Linked DNA regions of Mus musculus: region 1 is linked to region 2. The links are chromatin loops, found by intact Hi-C in ENCODE. Cell type or tissue: left cerebral cortex. All regions are shown on one strand. Each heading gives the region's core, and the rest is flanking DNA. Links, peaks and the distances in the headings are about the cores only. Region 1 has its middle 38 kb from the start of Gm34745. Region 2 overlaps 1700008C04Rik (RIKEN cDNA 1700008C04 gene).

The links. Peaks named below come from ENCODE experiments on the same cell type or tissue, not always from the same donor. Only the 100,000 strongest peaks of a DNase experiment are listed, where the experiment ranks them.
Region 1: it touches region 2 in a loop (6-fold over the local background); 2 of 42 quality-filtered maps call a loop at or near these places.

Annotation. Positions count from the first base shown.
Region 1 is chr12:51,110,869-51,126,519 of GRCm38, forward strand. No RefSeq gene overlaps it. Among named protein-coding and RNA genes, the nearest start is that of Gm34745, 38 kb to the right of the region's middle. In left cerebral cortex, for the core only: no CTCF peak of the experiment used is centred there; DNase peaks (open chromatin) are centred at 7,339, 7,612 and 8,218; H3K27ac peaks cover 1,871 bases.
Region 2 is chr12:51,049,372-51,065,022 of GRCm38, forward strand. 1700008C04Rik (RIKEN cDNA 1700008C04 gene) reads left to right here. Exons shown (of 5, transcript NR_126468.1): 4 at 3,169-3,375; 5 at 12,930-13,172. Among named protein-coding and RNA genes, the nearest start is that of 1700008C04Rik, 52 kb to the left of the region's middle. In left cerebral cortex, for the core only: no CTCF peak of the experiment used is centred there; DNase peaks (open chromatin) are centred at 9,497, 9,846 and 11,814; H3K27ac peaks cover 2,101 bases.

The DNA.
Region 1 (15,651 bases), core at 3,794-11,793, 60 kb after region 2:
GTCGGTTAGGTTTAGAGACCCAGAATTCATGAGAAGACTGGACCTGCAAGATGACTCAGCCAGTAAAGGTAGGTTCTTCCAGGCCTGACCACCTGACTCTGACCCCAGGAGCCACATGGTGGGAGGAGAGAACTGGCTCTGGTGTGGGGGAGGCACCAACACCAGTTTAAGCCAAGAGAAAGTCTGTATAAGCCAACCAACAGCTACACTGGATGTGTGGGATCCCACTGTAGCCCTGAACCTTTCTCAGGGTTTGCTTTATAGCACAAAACCCATATCCTGGGTTAGCATACTTCAGTTAACAAGAACAGTTAGCCAGAAGTGACACTACAGAAGCCAAAAAACAATGTTAGTACATTTAGAGACTTTCCCAGGATTATAGACTTTGATGGATTGGGTCTCTGGGTTTTTTTGTTGTTGTTGTTTTGTTTTGTTTGAGACAGGGTTTCTCTGTGTAGCCCTGGCTGTCCTGGAACTCACTCTGTAGACCAGGCTGGCCTCGAACTCAGAAATCCACCTGCCTCTGCCTCCCAAGTGCTGGGATTAAAGGCATGCGCCACCACTGCCTGGCAGGTCTCTGTTTTCACTTTGGCAGATGGTACTGTCTATGTGCTGAGGTTTATGGCCTGAGTGCTCCTTCCATTGTGGTGTCAGTTTGCTAAGATCTGGAGACAAGTCATCCTCTGACGGCCACATAGGTGCTGTGGTGGTCATCCATCCCACAAATACATAAATAAATGTAATAAAATGTTTAAAAAAAACCACATAAGGGTTAATCTGAAAGTCTGTTCCTTAAGAATGGTAGCAAAATCATAAGGGATGTAGATTCTCTCGACTTGTAGGTCCTTGTGTGAAGGGGGTTCAGAGCCTGTGTTTCCAGTCCACTCAGGAAATTCATCACTATTTCAAGCTCCCATAAATTCTTACTATGCTATATTGACCTCTTACATTAATATTACTTCCTCTTGTTTGTGTTTCTGTTGGCAAGGGAAGCCTCCAAAAGCCCACACAGGCTACAAAAGCTAAGATCCACCACACAAAAGCCCTGTCATCATCAACTTATTTGTTATGGCTGCACAGGAAAGACTTTAAAAACAACCGAATGAATGAGCCCTTGGCAGCGTGCAGCAAACCGAGCCAAGAATAGGATTTGTCCTCTGTCAGCTCTGACAACAGTTTCGGTATGTCAGAGTAGAGCTGAGTTTATTATTACCAAGATTAATTCTCTTCTCATGAACACAGAGCAGTGTTTCACTCCACTCCCTAAGTCATTTATGTACACACATAAATACATCACTTTACCAAAAATGTATTTAATCCATTTGAATATACATATCCTAATGCAGTAAAATATATAGGTCTGTCTCCCCCACCTCCATAGTCAAACCAGCTATTTTTCTCATAGTGAGAAAAATAAATGACCTTGGTGCTGACCCAAATATAACCTGCTAATTACCCTCTGTATCTTCCAGGCCCTGATTAATCGTCCTTAGCATTTGTATAAGATTGTGATTCTGCTCTGGAAACTTTCTGTATAGCTTGTAATTCCCACTGGGGGAGGGAAAAAATTTCTGTGACCTATACAGTTGAAGAAAAGAAAACACAGCTACCCTCTTCCGAAAGCAGAACAATGCAGTGAAATAGCATACCTTTCACCAGGGCCGTGGTGTTATCTGAAACCCTATAATCCACAGCCTATTCTGCTCCTTCAATAGGTTAGAGGATTTCAGTGGGTGGGTCAGAGAACTAATCAATTTTGAAACACCATCTGCAAAAATAGATAATGTTCATCTAAAGGGCAACCTAGTCATAAAGCCTCGCTGAGAGAGTAAGCACACACGTGGGCTTTGTGTAGAGGGCTTCCCCTGAGTGAGACAGCAATTCTCCAGTAGCAGTATGATATTCTATCCACACCACCGAAAGAATTTATCAAGCACCAACGTGTAGAATGAACTATGTGATTCAATTGACATGAACCCAAACTTCCAGAAATCATAATGTAATCTAACTTGTAATGGAACATATAAGAATTAAGAATTTCCTCAATCTAAATCCATATTTGTCTCCAAATCCATATTTGTCTCCTATGTGTGTTCTCCTGTGTTTCCTATGCTGGTGAGGGACTCCATCGCATCCAGGATTTCTCCTAACTCCTCTCTAAGACATACTGGTTACTCTCTTAACGATGCCTAAACTGTTGTTCTAGAGCCCTCATCATTTTCAGACTCATGCAGCCAGTCGGCCTGGGTCCCACATCCACTCTCCTTCATTCTGCCACTGACATAACTTAACCTTCCATTCTCTCTGTCATTCACCTGCCCACTGCCTCCTAATCTCATATCACATGTAAAAGAGGAAAAGCAAAGACCACCTCTCTCCTTGCCATGACTCTACGTGTGTTAAGCCTCTCAGACTCATTCAGCTCCAGCCAGCAAAGTATAAGCTTTACGTGAGGTGATGGAAATAGGTCGTGTAGTAGGCTAGCCTCACAAACTCACAATGGCAAGAAAGAAAATGGAATGACATTAGAGGGTTATGACTACTAAGAAAACCTAACATGAGTCTAAGCAGTAACAAAAGCATTCTAGGGAATAAAGAGATGGCTCAGTAGTTAAGAGAACTTGTTGTTCTTGCACAGGACCCAAGTTCAAATCCAAGCACCCACATAACGGAACAATCATCCTTAATTTGAGTTTCAGCAAATTAATGCCCTCTTCTGGCCTCTTCAGGGACTGCATATACATGGTGTACTTAACATATATTCAAGCAAAACGTATATACGTACGTAAAGTAAAATAAACATCTTTAAAGAGCTCTGGGGACCTCCAGGATTTAAAGCATAATTAGGAGAAAGTCCCAAAAGGTCTGTGCAATAGAGTACTATCCTGGAAACTCAAAAGAAGAAAGGTTTGAGGGTTTTGTTTTTTATTTAAAAAAAAAAAAAAAGCAATTAGTAATGTGGATATAGAACCTGAACCGTCAATTGTCTATAATTAAGCAAGGCTCCTCCTAGGTGGAGGACTAGGACAATAACCCATCCATGAAACCTTTGACCTACAAGATGCGCTGGGGTAACGGTGGTAAGGAACATGTAGGAGGGTCCAACCAATGACGGTCCAACACAAGATAGGAGTCCACACCTAACACTTCGTGGATGGAACCAAAAGCTGGTCTGCCCAGAGATCCAGGAAAGGACCACATACAACTGGCAGGGGGAAAAATGATTCCTAATGATATTCTGCTATACTCATAAATCAGTCTCTAACCTAATTGTCATCAGAGAGGCATCGTCTAGCAACTGATAGGAGCAGATGCAGAGACCTGCAGCCAAACACCAGGCAAAGCCAAAGAAACTCTGAAGAAGAGGAGAAGAAAGGATTCTAGGAGCCAGAGACCACCCACAGAATCAACTAAGCAGGGCTCCTGAGGGTTCACAGGAGCTACAATCGCGAATCCTTTATGGGTCTGAGTTGGGGCCTCTGCACATACCTTATGATTGTGTAGCTTGGTATTCTTTTTTTTTTTAATTTATTATGTATTTTCCTCAATGACATTTCCAATGCTATCCCAAAAGTCCCCCATACCCTCCCCCCGCCTTCCCTACCCACCCATTCTCATTTTTTTTGGCCCTGGCGTTCCCCTGTACTGGGGCATATAAAGTTTGTGTGTCCGATGGGCCTCTCTTTCCAGTGATGGCCAACTAGGCCATCTTTTGATACATATGTAGCTAGAGTCAAGAGCTCCAGGGTACTGGTTAGTTCATAATGTTGTTGCACCTACAGGGTTACAGATCTCTTTAGCTCCTTGGATACTTTCTCTAGCTCCTCCATTGGGGGCCCTGTGATCCATCCAATAGCTGACTGTGAGCATCCACTTCTGTGTTTGCTAGGCCCCTGCCTAGTCTCACAAGAGACAGCTATATCTGGGTCCTTTCAGCAAAATCTTGCTAGTGTATGCAGTGGTGTCAGCGTTTGGAAGCTGATTATGGGGTGGATCCCTAGATAGTAGCTTGGTATTCTTAAGGGACCCTTAACAGTGGGAGTAAAGGCTATCTCCAACCTCTGACTTTTTTGCCTGTGCTTAGGACCCTTTTCTTCCTCACTGGTTCCCTTGTCTAGCCTTGATATGAGGGGCTGTACCTAATCTTATTGTAACTTGTTATGCTGTGTCTGGTATATGCCTGGGAAGCCTGCTCTTTTTTTTTTTTTTTTAAGGAAAACACAGAAGGAATGAATCTACAGGAGATGGGAGGTAAGGAGAGGAGATTAGGAGAAGTGTAGGTAAGCTGAAATATAGTGGATATAAAGAATAAAAACTAAATTTTTTTTTTTAAAAAAGAATGAATTAGGGAAAAAAGAGTGTTAGATCTTCCTAAGAAATAAGGAGCAAATATTATCTTGGAATTCAGCAAAAAGACTCGAAAGAGGTTTTGATGTCCGACAGCAAACACCAGAAGGGATTGAGCAGTAAAGGGGACAAAAAGTAAAGGTGACAATTGGACTGTGACATTGATATAGGTTAGGTGAGGATTTAGGGTTGAACAAGATCCCCAAAAGTGTCACTCAGTAACTGAATACTTCCATTTAATAGCAATTATCCTCTTATATAAAACACTGTTTGGGGATTTTGTTTTTGTTCTATCACTAAACACATTGTTTCATCTTTATGTAGGACACAAGTACAAATACAAACAAATTCTCAATAAACAGTAACCTAAAATTTGACCACACTGGCGATTGCTCACTTCTCATCCTTATTGATTGACCGTCATATACCATTTACCTGTCTGTGTGAGTATAGAATGAACCTCACAGGCTGGTGTGTTTGAACATTAGACCTCCAATTGATGGCACTGTTGTGAGGAGACTTCGGAGCGATGGCCTCGAGAGCAGAAGTGAGTTGTGAGGGGTGGGCGTTGAGGGTGATGTCCACTTCTGATCCCAGTTTGTTTTCAGATCTGGCAGGATATAGGTGATTTTGACAGCATGCTGAAAGCAAATTGTTGTGGGTTGTCCTGATGCTGTTTGATTTCTGACGTTAATTCTGCTTCCTCAAGAGGGAGGGACAGCCTCCGGATGAACAGTGGATCACGTACTCAGGTGATCCCATGTGAACCTTCTCCCCATTTACTGGTCAATAATGGCTAGAGCCTGTGATTAGGCAGCAGAGGTGAAAGGTGGGACAGGAGGTCTTTGAGAGTGGGAGCAGAGAGAGAGAGAGAGAGAGAGAGAGAGAGAGAGAGAGAGAGAAATATGAGAAGGGAAGGAGAGAGGACAGAGGAGGGAGGGAGGGGAGAGGAAGGAGGAAACGAAGATGGTACAGAACCACATGGCCAGGAGAAACTCTGTAACAAAGGGTCTCATAGCTGGGAAATAAGTTAGTATAGTGCTAGTTCTGCCCAACCTAGGCTTATCGCTTATAAATATAACTAGATTGTGTGGTTTTTATTCGGGATTATTGGGGTTGGAAATTACTGCAACAGCAAATACCAGAAGGAACTGAGTCACTCCAATGTGTCTACCCACCATGCTCTCTCCACCATGCTATCCATGGTGGAGAATAAACCCTTCCTCCCTTAAGTTGCCTCTATAAGGTGTTTGGTCAGGGATAAGAAAAGTAACTAATGCCACCCCACCCCCCTTTCCAGACTTGTAGCCCTAAGGGTCCCAGATTGTCCATTCTGTCACGTATCCACACCTTTACCTGGAAATTAGCATGGATGCCACCACACACATTCTTACCCTCCTTAAGCTGTCCAGCTCTAGAGGGACTTGAAGACTGTTCCAAACTTTGCAAACATTACCAACCTTACATGCTCTGATAAAGTTTTGCGTGGCTAAATCCTTGATGTCTTTATTTTCATAAAGGGTGGCCTTCAACTTACCTCAAATAATAGCATGTCATTCTAGTCTACGCCCCATCAATACAATAGAGCAGATGTTTGTTTGACAAATTAAAATCTGAATTCTTAACCCAGGTTTTTCTTGAGAACGAGATAGGCTTTGTCCACCACAGAGAAGTCTACCAAGAATAAATATTGGGTTCATTCAATTTTTATTCACTTTCCAGTCTTTCTTAATCTGGACTAGCTATGATATTAAGGCCATGGGATAAAAGTAATTTGTCTTAATTGATAGACACTCTCCTGTAAAAACTAAGAGTGTAAGAATTTTCTGTGGATAAAGCCCTTAAAATACTTAATAATATTTATTTATGTGGTATTAGCCTCTAAAGAAAAAAGCATATGCCTTGTATCTTAATTGCCAAAAGCACGGTAACATTAATATTGTGACAGTGTGGTTGTGTTAGTACTGTTTAAAATGATCACACTTATTAAAAGTTAGTTACACTTTACCTGAAAGAATTTTACCTATAATAATAATGTTACGGTTTAAAGACTTAAGATACTCTCTTAAAAGTTTTCTCATTCAACCACCTTGGTATATGTATGTATGTTTTCGAGATAATTCATATTCCAAATGAGGACTTCGATGACAGTGATTTTAATATAGTTTCACATTCTAATATTTTTTTCCAAACTCTCAACCACTCCTATTTAGAAGCAAACCCTCTCAGGATGCCCGCTGCTTGCTCTGGAAAGCAGTGCCCAGGGTGGACTTTGTAATGTAAGAGCTATGTCTGAGAAAGTAAGGGAAGATGGGTTTGGGCTGTGTTTATACGTGCTACACAAAAGGCAGTGGACAAGCCAGTTGCCCAGATCAAAGACTTTGATGAGAATGAGCAGTGAAGCTTAAGTACAGAGCTGAAGTCACCCTTGGCAGCCATTGAGTAGTTAATCAATACTACCACAGAACTCAGGCTCCGTTGACCCACAGCCGAGGTAAACAGATTCCAGGTCGCCAGCAGTCTGTTTCAGAAAACACCTCACAAGCATGTTCAACTTAAAGAAGGCAAACTGAGGCACAGTGCACCGACAGAGCTAGCCCCTGAGGCCAGAGTTCCCACCCCTCCAGTCGCCGATCCCAAGCCAGTGCCTCACTCCAGCCTACCCCCTCCCTGCTCCAACACTTGATATGTGTTGAATACACTCAGTGGTTCTCAACATGTTTTTTCCTTACAGTTCTTTATTAGCAACATTCATTTAGGTTTTGGACTCTTGTCAAATGCAATGTGAATGGAGAGCAGATGCCTTTTCTGAACTCAACAGAACAAGAGGAGAGTCACAGAGCCCATCTTGCCACAATCAAAACTAGTGCTTACAACAACACCCACTGCTGGTGACAGGCTGTGTGGAACTGGGCCAATGCTGATCTAGCAAGAGATGCCAACTCAGTGAGTCAGAAAAATGTTTCAGATGTGCCAGGTCGCTCCGAAATCCCCATCAGGTCCTGGGTAGAATAATTGCCGTGTTCCCCATGAGCAAGGAACCAAGATGAGAAAACACAACATCGCTGGGACAGCGTGTATCGTTCGCATCCTAGCTGGCAGCAAGGCCCGCTGCTTTGAAAAGGGTACCGCGGGCTGCCTGAAAGGCTAAGGTGGCTGGCAGCAATTCAAAAACACAAGATGGAGGGAGAAGCAATTGTGGGAAGGAATTCAAGGCGGACAAAAGGATTAACAGCAAAAGGATGCAGGGTGTACAGGGATGGGTGGTTATGGTTTACCGTGGGTTTAGCAACACTGACGTGTTTTTATGAATATTTACAAGAACATTTGGAAGCTGTGTCTTGCCCACACAGCCTCCGCCCCCAACACTCTTGGTAGAAACTGCACCATATTTAATGAGGCTGGGGATGGGAGGGAAAACTAGGCCTTCTTTGGCTCCCAGATTGGGGTCTCTTTGCCTGGTTGCCAGGACTCCCAGGAGGCAAATAGTCACTGAAAGAAAGTTTAGACAAGACAATCTAGGTCTGAGTACTAGGAAGCCTAGTAATTAAAAGGCATAAGAAGGAAAAATGGTGTTTAAAAGATAAGAAAAGAGTGAAAACTGAGTCTCTGGAAAAAAAGAGTCATTGCGGTGGCTTGTTCTGGTCTTCGGGTAGAGAAGGGACTTTGACCAGTCACTAAAACAGTTGTTTACAAAACCACATCAATTCTTGGTTCTTGTGAGTGGGTCAGCAGGGCTGTTCCCTTTCCCTCCTAAGCCTTCCCTGGCTTCGGTTCAACCTCTTCATCCATCAGAAGAGTCTGCTTTTCTTATTGATTTTGTCCGTTCCCTTGCGGCACGTTACGAGGTGTGTACTGAACGGAAGAGTGACACCCTGGAGCAGAATTCTGACCTGCACTGCCTGCGTTCTCATCGAAGGCCTGCTACTCTGGGAAAGTTGTGTTGGCTCTTTAAATCTCAGTTTCACCCAATTGTACAGCCAAACTGAAAGCAGCTAAGAATCAACAGAGATAAGGCAAGGCACGCAGTGAGGGCTCCAGCACGGCGCAGTCACTTTGTACATGATCGGTACAGTCGCTCATCACACATTTGTCTTCTCATGGGCTGAAAGCAGACTTTTAGTTGATCGCAGACACAGAAACACCTAATGTGGTGGTTTGCATTAGAATGCACCCCCCACCCCATACACTCATATAGTTCAATGCTAAGGTACCAAGGAGTGGAACTATTTGAAAGGATTAGAAGGAATGGGAGGTGTGGTCTTGTTGGAATAGGTGTGTCACTGGGGGTGGGCCTTGAAGTTTCAAAGCCCATGCCAGGCCCACTATCTCTATCCTTTCTATCTATATATATGTACCCCCCTGTCGCCTATGGATCAGAATATAACTACAGCTACAGCACCATGCATGCTACCATGTTCCTGACAGGCTCCTGACAGGATAACGACTAACCTCCTCAAACTATAGGCAAGCCCACAATTAAGTGCTTTCTTGTTATAAGAGTTGCCTCGGTTATGGTGTTCCTTAACAGCAATAGGCCGGTGACTAAAACAACTAGCTGGACTACCAGCAACTACAAAGGCCAGGCAGGTGGCTTTATACTCAAGGAATTTGTGGCAAGCTTCCTTCTGGCTTTATGTAGAACAAGCCTCTGGCAGAATTGTGTTGTCTTCAGCCATGATGGTCTTCAGCATGTTTCTATTAAAGCTGGACCTTTGGGGCTGGAGAGATGACTCAATGGTTAAGAACCCTTAGTGTGCTTCCAGAGGACCAGAGCTCAGTTTTCAGCACCCTTATCAACAAGCAGCTCACAACTTCTTGTGTCCAGTGCCAGGGGATCTGATGCCTCTGGCCTCCAAGGGCACCTGCACTCCTTTGCGAGTGCACGCACACACACACACACACACACACACATGCACACGCACACACTTGAAGAAAGTCCAGATCTTTTCTGAGTATACAGGTCTACACAAAAGCACTTGCTTAGAAAGCATGAGGCCCTAGGTTTAATTCTGGGGTGATGCTCTTGAATTAATCATATATTTCTTATATTTGCTTGCTCACGGCCTTCTCTGCATCTCTTTCTTTGGCTCTGTCCAGGCTCTTTTAAATAAATATAAATAGTTCCTTAGCCAAGCTGTCTCACACCGAGGGAGTATGTCCGTCTTTGTTTGCTTGTTGTCTTCCTCTCAGGCTTCTCTCTGAGATTTGATCTTGACTCTCCAAGGTGTACACATTGGTGCTCTACCCAGCTGGAGCTTGCTTCCTCCATCTCTCACACATCTCTGTTTCCCTCTGCGGTGGCAGCACTTTTCTGGGAAGGTATTCAGAAAGCCGGTTTCTGAACATTTATGTACCAAACAGGAAATATCAATTCGGTTTGTATTCATTTGTTAATATGGTGAGTAATTCTAAGTTGAAATAATATTTTTCCAGAGATTTTAGTTTAACAGTGGTCCCTTGCCCTTAAAGGTCCACAGTGGGCTGCCTTTTGAGTCTTCAGTGATATTGTTTGTCTCCTCAAAAGCATTGAGGAGCCTGACTCTTAATGCTCTGGGCTTTCAAGGTGTTACCATGAGAGTTCTGTTTTAGGGTGGCTGTGGTTTTGTTTGGTTTGGTTTTAGTTTTCAGGACACTTCGTGGCAATTTTCAATCTTAAAATGCACATCCTTCCATTTGGAGAAATTTTGTCTTTTGCAATGGCTAAACTACCATTTTCTGTTTTCCCTTTTGAATTTATATGTATGTGGACATCTTAAACTTAATCTTCAGTTTTGTTTCGTTTATCTTTGCTTTTTCATTTCCTGGTCTTATTCTATTTTCTAGGATATGCTTTCAATTTTGTCCTTTCGATTCTTAATTTTTTAAATATTTCTTTTTCTTAATTAATATGAGTGTTTCTTTCCTGGTCTTTAAGAATAAGTATCCTTTCTGGTTTTATTTTTTTCTTTCAAACGAGATTACAATATACCGTTCTTTGTCGTTTATAACTTTTTTCCATTCCTTATTCTGTTGCATTTCCTCTTCAATTCCTTAGCTCATTTGTTTGCTTGTTCATTGGTTAATCTGTTAAGTCATAATATTTGATCTGCATCAGACACTGTCCTCAAATCTTTATCTACAGCTATCTGAGTGAGGATAGAACGCTGAACTGGAAGACTAGCTGGCTTGTACACTTTTCTCCGAAACAATTAAGCAGAAGTTCAGACTTCTTCAGGCAACTCCCCAAGGGCCAGTGCCCATAGTAGGCCTTTCTCTGGAGCTGGCCTTGAATCTGATTGATTCGGATACACTTGGCAACGGGCCTGTCATGTTTCCAGGCCACCTTTCTTTGTCAGACAGTACCTTACCCTAGCATTCTGCTGTGTCTGGTATGGCCACACTGAACTCTCTGATTCAGCTTAATAAATCAATAACACCATCACATTATATCTACATTTAATTCGATTTATCATTCCCTCCTCTTTTTAAAAAAAATGTGATAGGAAGACTCTCCCATGTGTCTACTCACATCTGATATGATCTGAACACAGCTATGGAATGTGGAAGTTCATCACCATTTATATTCACTTTTATGTTGCCATTGATGCTGTATACATTCATCATGTTCTTCTTTTAAAGATTTATTTTGAATTTTGAATTTGAGTGTATGTGTATGTAAGGGGTGTGTGTGTGTGTGTGTGTGTGTGTGTGTGTGTGTGTGTGTGTGTAAGGTGTGTGTGGGGAGGTGACCTCATTTGCAGAGACATCAGACCCCTTGGATCTGGAGTTATAAGAAGTTGTGAGCCACCTGACATGGGTGCTGAGAACTGAACTCAGGTCTCACAGAACAGAATGACTGAGCTCTTTACTGCTAAACCATCTCTCTAGCTCCATATATATTCATATTCTTCATTCCAAGTTCCTCGTTGCTTACCAAATTACTGGCCTTTGAGAGCTTGCTCTAATGTGCCTTCTACTCCTGTGATGAACACCAGGACCAAAGCACACAGGGGAAGAGAGGGTTCATTTCATCTTACACCTCCCAAATTACACTCCATCTCCGACAGAGTCGGAGCAAGGGCTTTAAGCGGGAACCTTGAGGCAGGAGCTGAGGCAGAGACCACAAGAGAACAGTGCTTACTGGACTGCTCTACATGGCTTATTCAGTATGGTTCCTTACAAACAACAGGACTCCTTGGCAGGAGTGTGACAATCACACTGACTCATGGTGACTTGAATCTTCCCAGATCAACCATAAATCCAGAAAATACCCCCACAGACACACCCCCAGGGGACTGTAAAGGAGGCATTTTCTTAGCTAGGTTCCCTCTTCCCAGGTTCTCTAGTTTGTATCAAGTGAACAAAGATTAACCAGCACAGAACCCAAAATCTTTCCATGAAAATATCGTGTTTGACTTGCACCTCCATTATAATACAAGGAGGGTTTACATAAAGGAATAAGGAAAGATTTGGGGGGGAGCAGGATGTTTGCATATAATTCAAATGAATTTTAGGTTGCTGGTCATATTTAGCTCAACTAGGTTAATAATCACCCCCCACACTCCCTCCAAAAACAAAAGCAAAAACAAAAAGCAGAGAAAAACAAATTCTCACTTTTCCAAAACATACTTTTAACATTTGTATTTTTATGTATGGCTTATAATAGTTGAGCCATTTGACTATAATTAATAGAGGCCCCTCCACTGTGTTAAGCAAGAAATAGATGCATAATCGTAGGTAGTACCTTGTGAAACTGTTGGGAGGGCTGGAGAAACAAGCCTGAGGCTAGTGACCTAAATAAAGGCATGTCAAGGGCATGGCCTAAGAAGTAACCTCCCACTCTATCATCTCTGTTGTTGGTTCCCCTGGAAACCTCTGATTTCTCCTCAGAGATGAACATTGGTAATGCAAACCAACAAAAGACAAGCTGCTTCATCTTGATGCTCATTTCTGAGCCAATTCACTCAGATAATCTGTGTTCTAGTTCACAAAGTAGACTGGAGGGCTCAGGGAATGGCTCAACCAGGAAAGCACCTTCTATGCAAGCATGAAGACCTGAATTTGCAACCCCAGAATCCATGTCAGAAAACAGAAGAGTGGTGAATCCCTGTAATCTCAGCACTGGGCAGGTAGTAGAAAAGATAGACAGATTCCTGAAGCTCATACCTAGTCTAATGAAAAACTTCAGGTCGATTAAGTGACTCTGAAAAAGAAAGAAAAAGGTGTGTAATCAAGGCATAGCCTTGATTCTATATATATAGCTTTTTCACTCTCTATGTACAGACAGACACACATGTGCACACACTCTCAAGAACACACAAACGCTCACACACAAGCACATGTACATGCATACCTACACTAACAAGTATATGATCCACATACATACATTCTCAGGACAGTGCACACAGCACAGCACAGCACATACACATACCAAAATGAATGTACTGTAGAATCAGTAAACAATTAGGATAATAGTTGTATTTATAGATGCTTTTAAAGTTGGAATTTTCATGTTTTCGGTATAGAAACTAAAACTTAAAACATTATCTCCATTCTCTTTAACAGAAACTCTAAGTATTCTCCCAGTGCTTTACAATGTTTCTTTTCTTTTTTCCTTTTGATTTATATCATTTTCTTAGCTTTATTAATTTATAACTGATAATGTAATGAACTGCACACTGAGGCATGTTATCTGATGTGTTTTATGCATACATATATGTTTATAGACACCCCTATGAAACTATTACCATAAAGAGATCTACCCATCTGACCCAAAGATTTCTCTTACTACCTTATTCCCAGGAGATTGCAAGTCTGTTTTTTTTTCTTTTTTTGGTGTGGTAAATTATTTTCATTTTTCCACAATTTTGTGTAAGTGAAATTACATAGTATGTTAGTTTTTCTCTGATGTGATAAAATGCATGAGAAAAGTCATAGAAAGGAAAGATGGTTACAGAGACTCATGGTGTCATGGATTACACTTCATGGTGTGTTGGCCATTCAGGGAAGACATAGTAAAGAAAAGCTGTTCATCTTATGGTCCTCAGGAAACAGAGAGAAGCAAGGTGGGGCCAGAGCTAACATATGCCTTTCAAAGTCATTCCCTAGTGACCTGCTTTCTTTCAATCACACTCAGTATGAAAATCTGTATTACTCAGGACTCTCTAGAGTAACAGAACTTATAAAATGAATAAATATAAATGGGGTATATTAAAATGATTTACAGTCTGCAATCCAGCTAATTCAATGATGGTTGGATATGACAGAAAAAGTCCAAGAACCCAGTAGTTCATCAGTCTACAAGGCTGCATGTCTCTGCTGGCCTTCTGTAGATACTGGAATCCCGAAGAAGTAGGCTCTAATGCCAGTGAAGAAATGATGTGCTAGCAAGGCGAAGGTACACAAGCAAAGAGCAAAAGTTTCCTTCCTCTATGTCCTTACATAGGCTTCCAGAAGAAGGTGTGGTGTATCTTTATGCTTCAAGATCTGGATCAAAGGCATGTGTCTTCCTACTGCAAATGTCTGAACTAGAAGTAGATTCACCCACTTCAAACGAAGCAAAAAATTCTCTCACAGATATGTCCATTTCTGTACTGTAGTTCATTCCAAAACTAGTCAAGCTGGCAACAGACAATAGCCCTCACTGCCTCATTTCACATGACTTCACCAACAGATTAGCACCTTGATGAAGTTAGAGTCCCCATGATACAAGCACTTCTCAGTGACTGCCCATTAGAGACCAAGTCTTCAGCTCATGAGCCTTCTTGAGGCATACTCAAGATTCAGACTAGAATATATACCATATGATTTTTATTTGTCATAATTTTGAGATTAATTCATGTAGTTTCATACAGTTTATTCTTCCACTCCTCAATATTATACCATTGTATAGATACAGCATATTTCATTATTCTACTCATTTGTTAATAGATATTTGTGTCGTTTCTGGATTAAAGCTACATATTAAAGCTCCTACACACATCTATGTGCATAGTAAAAGTGATACACATTTTGTGCCAGGAAGTGGGGCACTGTTGTAGCAAGTACCTCAAAATGTAGAAGCGGCTTTGGAATAGGTGATGGGTAGAACTGGGAAGACATTCAAGACAGCTGCCATGGTTAGTAGAGGTATAGACATCAATGATGATTCCATGAGGCCTCAGAAGCAAATGAGTATGAACTGGGGGAGAGTTGGTCCTAACTATAAAGTAGAACAGATGAGTGTAGAAAGTAAAACTTGTAAATAATGAATATGGATATGCCAGTAGAGGACTAATACTCAATATATACAAAATCAAGAAGTTAGACTCCAGCGAACCAAATACCCATATTTAAAAATGGGGTACAGAGCTAAACAAAGATTTCTCAAGTGAGGAATACTGAATGGCTGAGAAGCACCTAAAGAAATGTTCAACATCCTTAGTCATCAGGGAAATGCAAATAAAAACAACCCTGAGATTCCACTTCATACCAGTCAGAATGGCTTAGAACAAAAACTCAGGTGACAGCAGATACTGGAGAGGATGTGGAGAAAGAAGAACACTCCTCCATTGCTGGTGGGACTGCAAGCTGGAACAACCACTCTGGAAACAGTTTGGCAGTTCCTCAGAAAATTGGACATAGTACTACCTGAGTACCACTCCTAGGCATATATCCAGAAGATGCTCCAACATGTAATAAGGACACATGCTCCACTATGTTCATAGCAGCCTTATTTATAGTAGCCAGGAGCTGGAAAGAACCCAGATGTTCCTCAACAGAAGAATAGATACAGAAAATGTGGTACATTTACACAATGGCGTACTACTCAGCTATTAAAAACAATGAATTTATGAAATTCATAGACAAATGGATGGAACTAGAAAATATCATCCTGAGTGAGGTAACCCAATCACAAAAGAACACACATGATATGCACTCACTGATAAGTGGATATTAGCCCAGAAGCTTGTAATACCCAAGATACAATTCACAAACCACATGAAACTCAAGAAAAAGGAAGACTAAAGTGTGGATATTTCAATCCTTCTTAGAAGGGGGAACAAAATACCCATGGGAGAAGTTACAGAGACAAGGTGTGGAGCAGAAACTGAAGGAATGACCATCCCCACCTGGGGATCCACCCCATATACAGTCACCAAACCCAGACACTTTATGCATGCCAACAAGAGCTTGCTGACAGGCCTGTTATAGCTGTCTCCTGGGAGGCTCTGCCAGTGCCTGTGGATGATTACAGCCAACCATTGGACTGAGCACAGGGTTCCCAATGAAGGAGCTAGAGAAAGGACCCAAGGAGCTGAAGGGATTTGAAGCCCCAGAGGA
Region 2 (15,651 bases), core at 4,908-12,907:
AAGGCATCCCTCCACTGGGGAAGTGGTCAGACTAGCATTCAGATAGGGCCAGACAGGACCAATTAATGTCAAGGTTCTTTGGTGATAGATAAAACTATCAGAGAAGACTTTAAGGATATTGGAAGAGCGGAGGATCCAGCAATACCTCTCCTGGGCATATATCCAAAAGATGCCCCAACTGGTAAGAAGGACACATGCTCCACTATGTTCATAGCAGCCTTATTTATAATAGCCAGAAGCTGGAAAGAACCCAGATGCCCCTCAACAGAGGAATGAATACAGAAAATGTGGTACATCTACACAATGGAGTACTACTCAGCTATTAAAAAGAATGAATTTATGAAATTCCTAGCCAAATGGATGGACCTGGAGGGCATCATCCTGAGTGAGGTAACACATTCACAAAGGAACTCACACAATATGTACTCACTGATAAGTGGATATTAGCCCAAAACCTAGGATTCCCAAGATATAAGATACAATTTCCTAAACACATGAAACTCAAGAAAAATGAAGACTGAAGTGTGGACACTATGCCCCTCCTTAGAAGTGGGAACAAAACACCCTTGGAAGGAGTTACAGAGACAAAGTTTGGAGCTGAGATGAAAGGATGGACCATGTAGAGACTGCCATATCCAGGGATCCACCGCATAATAAGCATCCAAATGCTGACACCATTGCATACACTAGCAAGATTTTATCGAAAGGACCCAGATGTAGCTGTCTCTTGTGAGACTATGCCGGGGCCTAGCAAACACAGAAGTGGATGCTCACAGTCAGCTAATGGATGGATCACAGGGCTCCCAATGGAGGAGCTAGAGAAAGTACCCAAGGAGCTAAAGGGATCTGCAACCCTATAGGTGGAACAACATTATGAACTAACCAGTACCCCGGAGCTCTTGACTCTAGCTGCATATGTATCAAAAGATGGCCTTGTCGGCCATCACTGGAAAGAGAGGCCCATTGGACACGCAAACTTTATATGCCCCAGTACAGGGGAACACCAGGGCCAAAAAGGGGGAGTGGGTGGGTAGGGGAGTGGGGGTGGGTGGGTATGGGGGACTTTTGGTATAGCATTGGAAATGTAAATGAGCTAAATACCTAATAAAAAATGGAAAAGAAAAAAAAAGGATATTGATAGAGTAAGGATTGAGACCTACTGAACTTTTACTAAAACTTACTTCTGATAAGATTAGCTTTACAGAGTTAGAGAAGGGACTGAAGGAGTTGAAGGGGTTTGCAACTCCATAGGAAGAACAGCAATATCCACCTCCCCCCCGCCCCAGAACTCCCAGGGACTAGGCCATCAGCAAAGGAGTACACATGGTTCCAGCTGCATATGTAGCAGAGGATATCCTTGTCATGCATCAATGGAAAGAGAGGCCCTTGGTCCTGTGAAGGCTCAATAGATGTCCCAATGTAGGGGAATCCAGGGTAGGGAGGTGGGAGTGGGTGGGTGGAGGGAGGAACACCCTCATAGAAGCAGGGGGAGGGAGGATGGGATAAGGTGTTTCCGGAAGGGAGGGAAACCGGGAAAGGGTTTGAAATGTAAATAAAGAAAATATCCTATAATATATATATATATATATATATATATATATATATATATATATATCATAGTATATATCATCATATATATCATCATATATATCATATCATTATATATATATACATATATATATATGTATATATATGTATATATATATATATATATATTAGCCTTACAATTGTGGAAAGAAGGGGAAGCATTAGATGAGACTAGCCATGTTCAGGGTGGTGTGGCCACAGACAAACAGAAGTGTCAGAAAGCCACTGGGTAGCCTAACTTTACCCCTTGTGAGCCAATGTGGTTTTAGAAAAGCTCTTTCCTTGCCTGCACCATCTAAACAGGGCATATCATCAATAACACTGCTGTTATCATTAGTCAGCATGTATGGTTACATCCTATTTTTCAGTATTTCTATATTTTATTTTTTTCTAGTTATTCGATGGTATGGCAATAAGTGCCTTTGAAATTGGCATATCACTTTCCTTCTGCAGTGATTTAGTTGCCTGGTAGCAAAGCTTGAATTGAAAATAAAATAACTATGACTGTACATTGGCCCTGCCCATTAAAGCCCAATGAATGCACGGCTCTATCAGTAAATAGCAAATTCATTATGGAGTGTTACTCCAGCTTTCACAAAAGAGCCACTTGATTCAGATCAGTTCTCCGTCTCGGTGCCTGCCTTTGCGTGTCATCTACCTTGGAAGGTGATGCTTGGAAGCCGTGTTAAGAATTTTAATCACAGATATTCTGTGCACATTGTGCAGAGAGGAGAAAGGGGGCTCCTGCCTTCCCAGACTCGCGTACAACCCCTGCCGTTTTCCTCACCTTGGATGATGTATTCAGGACTTAGAGTCATTTTTCCATATTATAACCATCTCTTTCACAGCTGGGGTGAAGGCAAGGAGAGAGAGTGTTAGATAGCTACAGGGAAAGACATAATTTAAGGGTCAGAACTCTTTTAAGATCCGTGTGGTGAGATTCGGGGTTCTTCTCTTCCATGTGTCCAGAAAAGGTGAGACTCTAGCTGCTGATCCTCTGCCCATCCTGCCTTGGAACCTGGCCGGCTCCAGCTGAGCTCTGCTAGTGCTGAGCTGCCTGCCCTGCCCTGATAGCTATTGTCAAGTCATTTAAAAATTGTTGAACATAATGGGGATTATTTCATTTAATCCTTCCCACGGCACTAGGAAAAACAGGCACTGTGATTTGCCCCTACTTCACAAGGGAGAAAATAGGGACTTCGATAGCTTAAATAGCTACATCTATGGTCCCTCTGGTAATAAGTGGACATTCCAACCCAAGTCTATGTACTCCAAGCCTGAGCGCCCAATCCTGTGTTCTGGCTTCCTCTGCCCAGCAGCTCCAGGCAGAGGACAGGGAAACACAGGAGTCCCCAGGCACTGACCCACCATGATAGTAGTACTAAAACACAATTTTCTTTCCTATCCTAGGTCTGTGTAGATGCTTTCAGAGCAGTCCAAGAATTCATGATTGCCTGTGTTCTGGCTCTAAAACCTCTCTTCTTCTCAGGAAAGATTGGTTTGAACAATTCTTTCCTTCTCTCTGAGTATCTCTTATGGAAATTTATGTACAGTGACTATCCCGAGCTTTTGTCCCCGCAGGCAAGAACACACTCAGGACAACCGGAATCTTCTGCAGCAAAGCTTTTATTGCTTACCTATCAGGAGGGAAGACCCCGAACCGGGAAAATGGCACTGCTTATATAGCCCGCAACATGACATTTCAGCACCTGATGTGGCGTTACAGCTCCTGATTCGTTGCTCGCCCATCACCCCATTACTACACCGCGAGATGGGCAGTGACTAGGCGTGAGTTCACTCTTGCACTTGCACATAAGGCTTGTTTACTAGTTAGGCGCAGTGGAAGGCATCGCCATCTTATAATGGCGATTGCTCACGGCATGCACGCAATTGCTCGCGGCACGGCTCTCCACAAGTGACAAACATAGCAAAGGTATCCATTTATTGGTTAGAGCAAAAGAGATATAAAGTTTATGATAATGGTTGTCGAATGTAGGCTGTATTGTGCTATACAATTTAACCCCGAGAAGTTCCTATAACTAAAGGCCAGTCTCTGCCCCGGTGAGAACTCAAGCTAGTCCACACATTGGTAAGGGTCCCTATCTGTCACTGGTCTACCATGAAATATTGCAGAAATAAAAAATAGAAGACCAGAAACTTTAAGATAACTTGACAGGATCATTTTATGTCTGTTGAATTAAGAATTAAAATTTAAGTTTTCCCTAAGGAAGTAAAAGATCTGTATGACAAGAACTTCAAGTCTCTGAAGAAAGAAATTGAAGAAGATCTCAGAAGATGGAAAGATCTCCCACACTCATGGATTGGCAGAATTAATAGAGTCAAAATGGCTATCCTGCCAAAAGCAATCTACAGATTCAATGCAATCCCCATAAAAATTCCAACTCAATTCTTCACTGAGTTAGAAAGGGCAATTTGCAAATTCATCTAGAATAACAAAAAACCTAGAATAGCAAAAACTATTCTCAACAATAAAAGAACCTCTGGGGGAATCACCATGTCTGACCTCAAGCTGTACTACAGAGCAATTGTGATTAAAAACTGCATGGTACTGGAATAGCGAAAGACAAGTAGACCAATGGAATAGAATTGAAGACCCAGAAATGAACCCACATACCTATGGTCACTTGATCTTTGATAAGGGAACTAAAACCATCCAGTGGAAAAAAGACAGCATTTTCAACAAATGGTGCTGGCATAACTAGTGGTTATCATGTAGAAAAATGTGAATTGATCCATTCTTATCTCCTTGTACAAAGCTCAAGTCTAAGTGGATCAAAGAACTCCACATAAAACCAGAGACACTGAAATTTATAGAGGAGAAAGTAGGGGAAAGCCTCGAAGATATAGGCACAGGGGGAAAATTCCTAAACAGAACAGCAATGGCCTATGTTATAAGATCAAGAATCGACAAATGGGACCACATAAAATTGCAAAGCTTCTGTAGGGCAAAAGATACTGTCACTATTAGACAAAAAGGCCACCAACAGATTGGGAAAGAACTTTTACCAATCCTAAATCTAATAGGGGACTATAAGATTTATATGTTCAATATATACAAAGAGCTCATGAAGCTGAACACCAAAAAATTCAAATAACCCCATTAAAAATGGGGTACACTCTCTTGGGCATATATCCAGAAGATGTTCCAACTGGTAATAAGGACACATGCTCCACTATTTTTATAGCAGCCTTATTTATAATAGCCAGAAGCTGGAAACAACCCAGATGTCCCTCAACAGAGGAATGGATACAGAAAATGTGGTACATTTACACAATGAAATACTACTCTGCTATTAAAAAGAATGAATTTATGAAATTCCTAGGCAAAAGGATGGACCTGGAGGGCATCATCCTGAGTGAGGTAACCCAATCACAAAAGAACTCACATGATATGTACTCACTGATAAATGGCTATATTAACCCAGAAACTTAGAATACCCAAGTTACAAGTTGCAAAACACATGAAACTCAAGAAGAAGGAAGACCAAAGTGTGGACACTTTGCCCCTTCTTAGAATTGGGAACAAAACACCCACGGAGGGAGTTACAGAGACAAAGTTTGGAGCTGAGATGAAAGGATAGGCCATCTAGAGACCGCCATACCCGGGATCCAGCCCATAATCAGCCTCCAAACGCTGACTCCATTGCATACACTAGCAAGATTTTGCTGAAAGGACCCTGATATAGCTGTCTCTGGTGAGGCTATGCAGGGGCCTGGCAAACACAGAAGTGGATGCTCACAGTCAGCTATTGGATGGAACACAGGGCCCTTAATGGAGGAGCTAGAGAAAGTACCCAAGGAGCTAAAGGGGTCTGCAACCCTGTAGGTGGGACAACAATATGAACTAACCAGTACCCCCCGGAGCTCGTGTCTCTAGCTGCATATGTAGCAGAAGACCATCATTGGGAAGAGAGGCCCCTTCATCTTGCAAACTTTATATGCCCCAGAACGCCAGGGCCAAGATGTGGGAGTGGGTGGGTACGGGAGTGGGGCGGGGAAGGGTATGGGGGACTTTTGGATAGCATTTGAAATGTAAATGAAGAAAATACCTAATTAAAAATATATTTTAAAAATGGGGTACAGAGCTAAACAAAGAATTCTCAACTGAGGAATATCAAAGGGCTGAGAAGCACTTGAAAAAAATGTTCAACGTCCTTAATCATCAGGGAAATGCAAATCAAAACAACCCTGAGATTTCACCTCACACCAGTCAGAATGGCTAGGTTCAAAAATTCAGGTGACAGCAGATTCTGGTGAGGATGTGGAGAAAGAGGAACACTCCTCCATTGCTGGTGGGATTGCAAGTTTGTACAACCACTCTGGAAATCAGTCTGGTGGTTCCTCAGAAAACTGGACATAGTACTACCGGCAGATCCAGCAATACCTCTCCTGGGCATATACCCAGAAGATGTCCCAACTGGTAAGAAGGACACATACTTCACTATGTTCATAGCAGCCCTATTTATAATAGCCAGAAGCTGGAAAGAACCCAGATGTCCCTCAACAGAGGAATGGATACAGAAAATGTGGTACATTTACATAATGGAGTACTACTGAGCTATTAAAAACAATGAATTTATGAAATTCTTAGGCAAATGGATGTATCTGGAGGATATCATCCTGAGTGAGGTAACCCAATCACAAAAGAAGTCACTTGATATGTGGGAAGCAGGTGTGGTTGCAGGCCCTGTGAAACCCACTTGTTTACTGCCTTGCCCGAGCATGCGCAGTGAGGCTGCATGTGTGGGCTGCCTGCCAGGCTGGACAGTTAGTTCCTCGTCATCCAGACCTGTCAGCCTATCTGTGAACAACCTAAGCTCATGCCTGGAGCGTGTGTGAATTCTGAATGGATGAGGTGGGTGGAGCTAGAAGGAGAGGAGTAGGCGCGAGTAGTGAGGTGAATTGCTGTTTAGCCCTTGCCCTAGGTAGAAGCCAGAAGTAGAATAGGAGTAGTTTAGCCCTTGCCCTAAGAAGAAGCTGCTGGGGAAGAGAGCTGTAAAAGAAAAAGTTGCTCCATGAATCCAACTTGGTGTCTGTGTCGTTTGTGTCGCCACCGGCTTGGAGGACGAACAACATTGATATGCACTCACTGATAAGTGGATATTAGCCCAGAAACCTAGAATACCCAAGATAAAATTTCCTAAACATAAGAAAATCAAGAAGAAGGAAGACCAACATGTGGATACTTCATTTCTCCCTAGAATAGGGAATAAAATACCCATGGAAGGAGTTACAGAGACAAAGTTTGGAGCTAAGACTAAAGGATGGACTATCCAGAGACTACCCCATCCGGGAGTCCACCCTATAATCAGCCACCAAACATAGACACTATTGCATATGCCAGCAAGATTTTGCTGACAGGACCCTGATATAGCTGTCTCCTGTGAGGCTATGCCAGTGCCTGGCAAACACGGAAGTGGATGCTCACAGTCATCTATAGGATGGAACACAGGGCCCCCAATGGAGGAGCTAGAAAAAGTACCCAAGGAGCTTAAGGGGTCTGCAATCCTATAGGTGGAACAACAATATGAACTAGCCAGTACTTCCAAGAGCTGGTGTCTCTAGCTGCATATATAGCAGAAGATGGCCTAGTCAGCCATCACTGGGAAGAGAGGCCCCTTCATCTTGCAAACTTTATATGCCCCAGTACAGGGGAACACCAGGGCCAAGAAGTGGGAGTGAGTGGGTAGGGGAGCAGGGTGGGGGAGGGTATAGGGAATTTTTGGGATAGCATTTGAAATGTAAATAAAGAAAATATCTAATAATTTTTTTTAAATTCAAGTTTTTCTAGAAATTCATTTATTAATCTATGACTAAAATTTATAACAAGCAAACAAAAACTCTCAGGCCTTTCAACGCTGACATTTGAGAAAATACTGGAATTTGCATAGCCGTGACAAGCCAGTGCTTCAGAAGAGAGGTTTAGTATTTTAACTAAAGATACAGCCAAGAAACATGTAGCCACAGTCACCCATGACCCCTACCCCAGTGTTGGGGTCGTAGCATCATGTCGTGTCTTTCTTTCTTTTGGGGGATCCCTGGGGATCTGTGCTGTACACAGTGTCCCTTAGAAAGAGCACATAAACCAGATGGTTGTGGCACGTGCTTTTACTCCCAGAACTTGCGAAGCAGAGACAGGTGGATCTCTGAGTCCGAGGGTACCCTGATCTACAAAGTGAGTTCCAGAGAAACCCTGTTTAAAAAAAGAAAAAAGAAAAGAGAAGAGAAAGCACACCTAAAATGAGTCTCCAAAGAATGCCAATAGCTAGTGGTATTGAATAGTAGATGATTAAGAGATGTTTCTAATCAAATCATATAAAGTGAGACCACCCACTTTGAATGTGGGCGACACCTTCAGGTGGCAGACCAGATAAAAAAGAAGGTGGAGGGCAGAAACTGCTTTCTGCTTATTTGCATTCACTCCTGCTAAGGCTCATCTATCCTGTTGTTGCTACACTCCTTCACTGATTTAGGAACAGCCTCTCCGGGCTTCCAATACCGACCAAAGACCTCATACCTCCTGGAATCCTCCAGCCCTTCGGCACCAGATTGGAACTACTAAGGCATCTAGCCTCACAGACTGCAGTACCAGGTTCTCAGCCTGTCCAGCATGAGGCAGTCATCGTTGAACTAGCCAGACCATTGAGCAAGCCAATCTAGTGTGTTTTTAATAAAGCCATCCTATTAGCGGTATGCCTCTAGAGAACTCTAACACACCAGCATCTCCCCCTCTTTGGCATTCTCACCCCTCCCGGTTGTCCCCTTTGTTTCCAAGATAGTTTTGTTTCTAACTGCACCTCATCTGTACATATGTGGCAAGATAAGATATAGGACCCACACATGATGGAAAACACAGTGTGTATCTTCCTGAGACTAAGTTAATTCACTTTATATGGTGAGAATGATTACACGGGTATTTTTGAAACTTTTTTTTTTTATTTTGCCACAGTGAGTAATCCCTCGAGACACTGATGTCCATGACTGAAGCGTTCCAGGCAGATCTGTGTTAGTCACTCGGGGGCTTCTGCACAGGTGTTTTCCCTTTATAGCCCTCTGGTCTTCTTTATTATGTGACATTTGACACAGGAAGCTCTTTTTTGGTTTTTGGATCCTTCACCTTTCTTTCACTGCTTCCAGAGTTTGATGGCTGTTGTGCCTCTGAGTGATCACTACTCCCGATCAGTTTCCATCTTGGGGCCCAGAGTGATTACGACACAGTATTTCGTCTCGAACTGAATGAGTTCTAAAACCCTTATGGCAATCAAAGGACCAGACACAGAGGGCATCCCTGCCGTAGCTACACCAACACCTTACAGAGAATGAGGAAGAGGCCAGGCCAAGGCGACACCTCTCCATATGCTTCCTCACCAAGGGCAATTTACTGAGGGCTCAACTGCCTTTCCGAACTAGAAGAGACTCGACAGAAAGCCTGTGTGTGCTTTCTCAGAGCATTGGCGTTTCCAAGCCATCCCTGCTTTGACATTTCACATTGACAAAGGAAAAGACTGGCCTAGCCGATGTAGCAAACAGGGACACTGCTACTTTTAAAGACCATGGACGTGTCCCCTCTATTTGAAAGTCAGTGGAGGAGATGTGTTTAGTCGAGCAGAAGAACATTACCATCAACAAACGGAGCTTGTCTACACCCAGAAGCTCGGCTGAACGCTGGGCAGGGCGCAAAAGGCTGAGCTGTCAGCAGATGGACTTGTCTGTGTCCTGCTGACTCAAGCTGACGGGGTTAATGCTCTATGCAGAAAATGCTCGCTCCTTGCCTCTTCCCATTCTTTCCCTCAAGGAGCAAGCAATCTGGGAAGTCAGGGAGCTCTGGGGCCGCCTGAGGAGCCAGAGGAGTTTCTGTCGGGGGAGCTCTCTGGCTTCTGAGGCAGTGTTGGAATTCTGAAGGGAAGCCGGAAATAGAAGGAAGGAATAATGAGGAGGAAGGGCGGACCTCCTCTTCCTTCTGTAACCACGAGAGAGCCCTGCTGTTGTCAGCTTCTCTTTTAAATCATCTCTTGCAAAATTCAATTTGAAGAAAAGAGTCTACTGGGTGTGTTTTTTCCCCCAGTACTTGTTTAACTACAACTTTATTCCTAAACATTTTGGTTGGAAATCAGCAAGTTATAAGCCTATTATAGAAATGAGCTGGGTTTTAACTTTTTTATTTTTTATTTTTAAAACCCCAAACTTTTATTTCAGAAATATTTGGCTGTAGAAATGAGTCAGACATCTCGTTTTAGCTGAGGCATTTTTGCCAAACAAAATGAAAAGAAAATATGAAAATCACTTCTCCGGGGAGAGAGAGAGATGTTGCTGCAAGGACTGCTTTGCTGTTGCTAGAAGCATTCCTTACAGACCTTAATACTACACACAAGGAGGGGCGTAACATACTAATTCCACTACAGTTTGTCTTTGCATTTAGAAATTTAGTCATGTCAGTGTTATATCTATAATTCTAGAGTTCAAGAAGTTAAGGCAGGGGAAATGTGAGTATAGGCCAGCCTGAGCTTAAAAGTGAGAACCAGGCCAACCTGCGCTACAAAATGAGACTCTGACTCTACCTTCGAATGAATGAATGAATGAATGAATGAATGAATGGAGTATTTTGTAAGTTAATCTTTAAGGGTCTCAGTTTACAGAGGAGGCAGACTTTCTATAGACAGAAACAAGGATCTCTAGAACCCTGGAGTTGACTGAGGTATGATATTGATAACTTATAGAATCCTGTAAAATGTATCCAGAGATACAAGAAGAAAAGAGGACTTTCACTACACAAGGTCTGCAACCTAGAAACCAGAGAAATCAGATGTGATGTGGCCATGCTCAGAGGCAGTCACTTCTTTAAACACATCCAGCTTCCGGAACTATGAGAAATAAATTTCCAGTTTCTACGAAAACTCAGTCTCGGGGAGTTTGTTACAGCGGCACAACCTAAGCACTTCACCCCATGATCTGTGTGTCTACATTGAAAGCATCATTGCTCTACTGGGTGCTTTCCGCTCCTGAGTATGGGAAAAGTACCTGACGTGTGTCATCCTCTTGGATGTTCCCACACGGTAGGTAAGGTAATCATCTCCCTCTAACAGGAGGGAGATAACTAACACACAGTACAGCCAAGTATTTCACGTCCTCCATCTTGAAATACACGAAGGCAGATCTAAATCCCAGTTCTAGATGGTTCTAAAATACAAACAATCCCAAATACTCGTAGAATTCTTCCTGAAAGCTAACATATCTTGTCCATTGCAGCCTTCATTATTTAAAAAGCATTTCAACTCACCTTTTGAAAGCGCCATTTCAGAACTAGTTTGTGAACCATGCAAAGAAAACTGTTCCCCTAAACCCATTGTATAGCATACAACATTTCAGATGACTTTTTAATTTTTTTACAGATCGGATTTACCCTCAGTAGATAAGTATTTGATATTCTTAATAATTTTAAAATAATATTCCCCTGATGTTAAAGTAACTATGAGATTTTAAAATTAAAAAAAAAACAATTCAATGTTATTAAATTCAGTGTGTGTTTTATTTCAGTGCTGATTTTGAAGGAACAACCAGCATTTCGGGGCAGAATCTCCATGCATTTCTTTTCTAACCCAGTATTTTTTTTAAAAAGGGTGTTATTCAGTGAGTCCTGATAATCAACCAGATCTCGGCTGCATTCCCACATGGTCACCACCCCAGGTGGATTCTGTTTCTGTCCTCATAAGCCTACTCATTGGAGAAAGTCAACTGTCAATGGACGGGAAGAAGATTAACCAGAAGGCGAATCTGGATCTCCCTTCAATGATGTCTGAGTCCTTCGGACATTGCCCAGAGCACCCCAGAGCACCCCAGTCTATCCTTTTCTCATAGATGGTGAACTTGACCCACATTCCCTCAGAAACCACAGCTCTCTCTCTCTCTCAGTATGTGCCTCCAGGTTTTTCTCCTAAAGAAAACTTCTCTAGGGGACCCAGAGAGCCTGTGTACCTGCAGCTATTGAGCATTCTGATGAAAATTAGTATAAATTTGAAATTCCAAAACAGTATCGGATATCACTTTTGAGCTAAAATCCAACTGCGTTGGGAAGAGATTGGCATTTAAACAGATGTCAGCAGTGTTTTGGGAAATGTAAATTGAGGTGCAGATGGTGACTGCTAGAAGTTAAGAGCATCTGTGTTCTATGGGGAAAAAAACTATATTTGTGAAAAAAAATTTTAAATAATAACTGAAATTCCCAACTTGATTTTGAAAGAAGACAAGAAAATATCCTCGTTGGATGGCACTGTTTGATAAGTTTCCCATCAAATCAAACAGGCTTGAATGTCTGCATCTTGTTTTTATCTTAGGCTAAAGATGAAGGCTTCACCCTAGCTCTTTTAGCAAACCCAACCTGGAACAAACACAGACTCCAGCAGGATTGCTACCAGCATTGGGGAAGAGTTTTGACACCTCTCTTCCCATCCAAGTTGACTCTCCATGTGAGCTCTAAGGAAACTATCAATTGTCTATAGCAACATCAGGGGCACTGAAGACACCAGCCCTTCACAGCCATGACACTAGGACATTTTTTTTATTTTAGTTTTTAAAATGAAGATAAAAATATAAATACCTACCCATGTAATATTGCTATAAATATTCAAGATACATGGAGCACACTTATAGTCAATGGTCAGTATTTTGTTTTTTAACTGCTAATAGTTTGTTTATACTGCCAAAACCTGACAAATACAGAGGTGGATGCTCGCAGCCAACCATTGAACTGAGCATCGGATCCCCGATGGAAGAGTTGGAGAAGGGATTGAAGGAGCTGAGGGGTTTTGCAGCCCCATGGAAAAAGCAACAGTGTCAACTAACCAGACCCCACGGAGCTCCCAGGGACTGGACCACCAACCAAAGAGTACACATGGAGGGACCCATGGCTCCAGCCACATATGTGGCAGAGGATGGCCTTGTTGGACATCAGTGGGAGGAGCGTCCCTTGGGCTTGATGGTGTAAGATGCCCCAGTGTAGGGAAATGCCAGGATGGGAAGATGGGAGTGGGTGGGTGGGGAGCACCTTCATAGAGGTAGAGGAAGGGGGCATAGGGTAGGGGAGTTATAAAGGGGAGACCTGGGAAGGGGAAAATAATAGAAATGTAAATAAAGTATCCAAGAAAAAACAAACAAACAAACAAACAAGGTCTTGCTATCTAGCCTATACTGGACTGAAACTTATGATTCTCCCGTCAGCACAGCTAGCTTTAATGTTATCTAGCTATTAGTATATAATAGATTTCTATATAATCCTAGGAGCCCTATAGAGGACTGCTTCTAACTGCTCTATGCTCTCTTCCCAGCACCCATATCTTCAACCTGTCTTGACCTAGGATGAGCAACGACCTAGAACTCTGCATCTTGAACTGGTAACCCAAAGTTGTTCAAACAAAGGACCTTTACTCTTCTTAACCAGCTCTAGACATTTCTCATCAATGGAATCAGCTAACCAAATTTAAATAGTTAAAATTGTTTTGTTGCTTTGTTTTGTTCCTGAGGAGCCTTTTTTGTAAAGGAAAATACGTACCATAAAATTTGCCATCTTGATAATGTTTAGTATTTTCAGCTTTTAAATTAGTTCCTTTTTTTTTAAACAAAACACAGATTTCAGATTATCTGGAAAACCTTAGAGCCTAAGAGTTAGACTCCAATTGCTGCCATTGGTGGATTAGGAACCAATGCTTAAGTGTTTTTTCTACTGAAAGACACAACTTACAGCAGTCAGAGAGAAAGTGTCATAGCATTCTGGTGTGTGTGTGTGTGTGTGTGTGTGTGTGTGTGTGTGTGTGTGTGTGCTATTGTTTGTTTGTTCCCAGGGATTCTCCTACTTAAATACTCAGATTAATCCAAATTTTCAATGAGGTCTCCCTTTCAAGGAAAATCAAGCAACCCAAAGGTTAATCAATTCAGTCACATGAGAGAACGTAGGCACCATGTGAAAATCCAGACTCTCAGGTTACAGTTTAATGTGCTATACACCCTGCCTGATTGGAATGAAGTTTATGCATTAGATCCCATACACAAATGGATGCATTTAGCTTCGTTCACAGCACATCCGCAAACTCATTTACCGGATCCATAAGCACTTGTAAACATTGCTAATGGAGTTTGCTAAATGAATATTATAAACGTAATCCAAATGAGCTCTCCATGGAAATTGCAAATCATATGAAAAATATAGTGTGTTTGGTTAGAGCACATTTCGGGAACGGTATATTTTAGTTAATTGTGTTAGTACATTATACATGGCTAAACGTCAGTGCTAACACCTAGACAAAAATTAGCTCTTCCTTCTTGCTTAATGCCATTCACTGTTGTTGTTCATATCTCCATAGATCATTTTCTGGAGCAATAAAGGAAACTATCTACACAGTGTCACTTGTACATAAACAGACTCCCTTGGGGGATGGGGGGGGGGGGGGTGGAATATGGGCCAGCCTATGACAGTCAAGAAGCCACTGCTCAGTGGCTCATGTTTCTGGAGTCACTACTTGAAGAACTACAACTCATTTTGATTATAGTCTCATTACCAATTGCATATGCTCCTGACCTACACGATAGGTCCTTAAAAATCTGCTATTAACTGACTATATTGCAGGCTGAAATTGTTTTCTGCACATGGGTACATCAAAGTTACAGCCAAGCAGATGTCCATCCCCTGGGCTCCGTGACTGAGAACTGGGGTGCTCCTTCTGGGGCCCAGCATCTCAAGAATGTATCACCCAAACCTTTGCAGGCCAAGTTTAGCATCTGAAGCAGCCTTTTTCCTGAATGTATATCACTCTCACATCATAAAAATTAAAAAAAAAAAAATTCTAGAGGCCAAGCCTTCATAAATAAGAAACTGTTGTCACCAGATTGAGGTTTACTCTTGTTTGAGATGGGGGTCTGGCTGTGCTGACCCCATTTGTGTCCAGCTCAGAGGTTCAGGAGATTCTCCCACACTGGACCTTCTAGATAGCCCAAACTGTGGGTATGCATCCCAGTGGGGAGTTCTCAGGCCTGCTTCAAAGGAAATTCTGTCAGTGGCTACCTGCATACCTACCTGGATAACAGGTAGGATGACAGCTTCTGTCCTACAGTTCCCTGAGAAAAGATGAAGCAGCCTCTGGTAGAACATTTCCTTTCTTGATCTCAAGATGATTTTCAGCCTTAACTCTTTTTCTTTTCTTCATTAATACGAATGGAATCCTCAGGACACAAGGACACACACACACACACAAATGCTTGCCATAAATTAATACCCAACTTGTAGAAAATTTGGTCAAATATTTTGGTTTGATTCTTTTCAATAAAATTTGTTTATTTTGTTCATAGATTTTTTTTTTCAGATTTGGGAAGTATTTTAAGAATCATGCAGTGACCTGCAATTATCATTATAGTAATACCAATAATCTTATAAGTGACACAAAAGTACTGATTCAACCCACATAAAAATGCCAGTGGGGTTTTTGTTTTGTATTTTTTTTAAAGTGCTACGCACTAACTTTTACTTCCAACTGGACTAACGTCTCTACTTAGGGATAGATGTCTTGATTACCAAAGTCCAACAACGACTTCAGTGGAAAATGTCAGTATTTATTTCCTCCTTAATGAGAACATCCCAGATGCTATCAAAAGTTGTAAATATCTGTCATTTACATCACTGCAGGATTTTTGCAACAGGAGATCTTTAAATTGCACAGAAATATTCCCTTCATAATGAAGCCTATCCTATACAACCAATTAGTTTAACTGACCACCAGTGCACTTTTCTGTTTCTTCCATTCCATTTTTATGATGTGACAAAAAAAATCCAACATAATATTCTAGACAAAGATATGCTGTCAATTTATATAATGGCACCTTAATATCTTCCACATTATCCTCAGTCTTCTTCCAGTGACTTATTTTTAGCCCTGTTGCACATTGAGCAAAGCTCACGATCTTTTCCTTGGAAGGTCATGGCTAATTCAATACCCATCACTGTGTATGATTAGCTTAAATTGTTCTTTCAGGTGTGCATCACCTCACACTTGCCTGTTT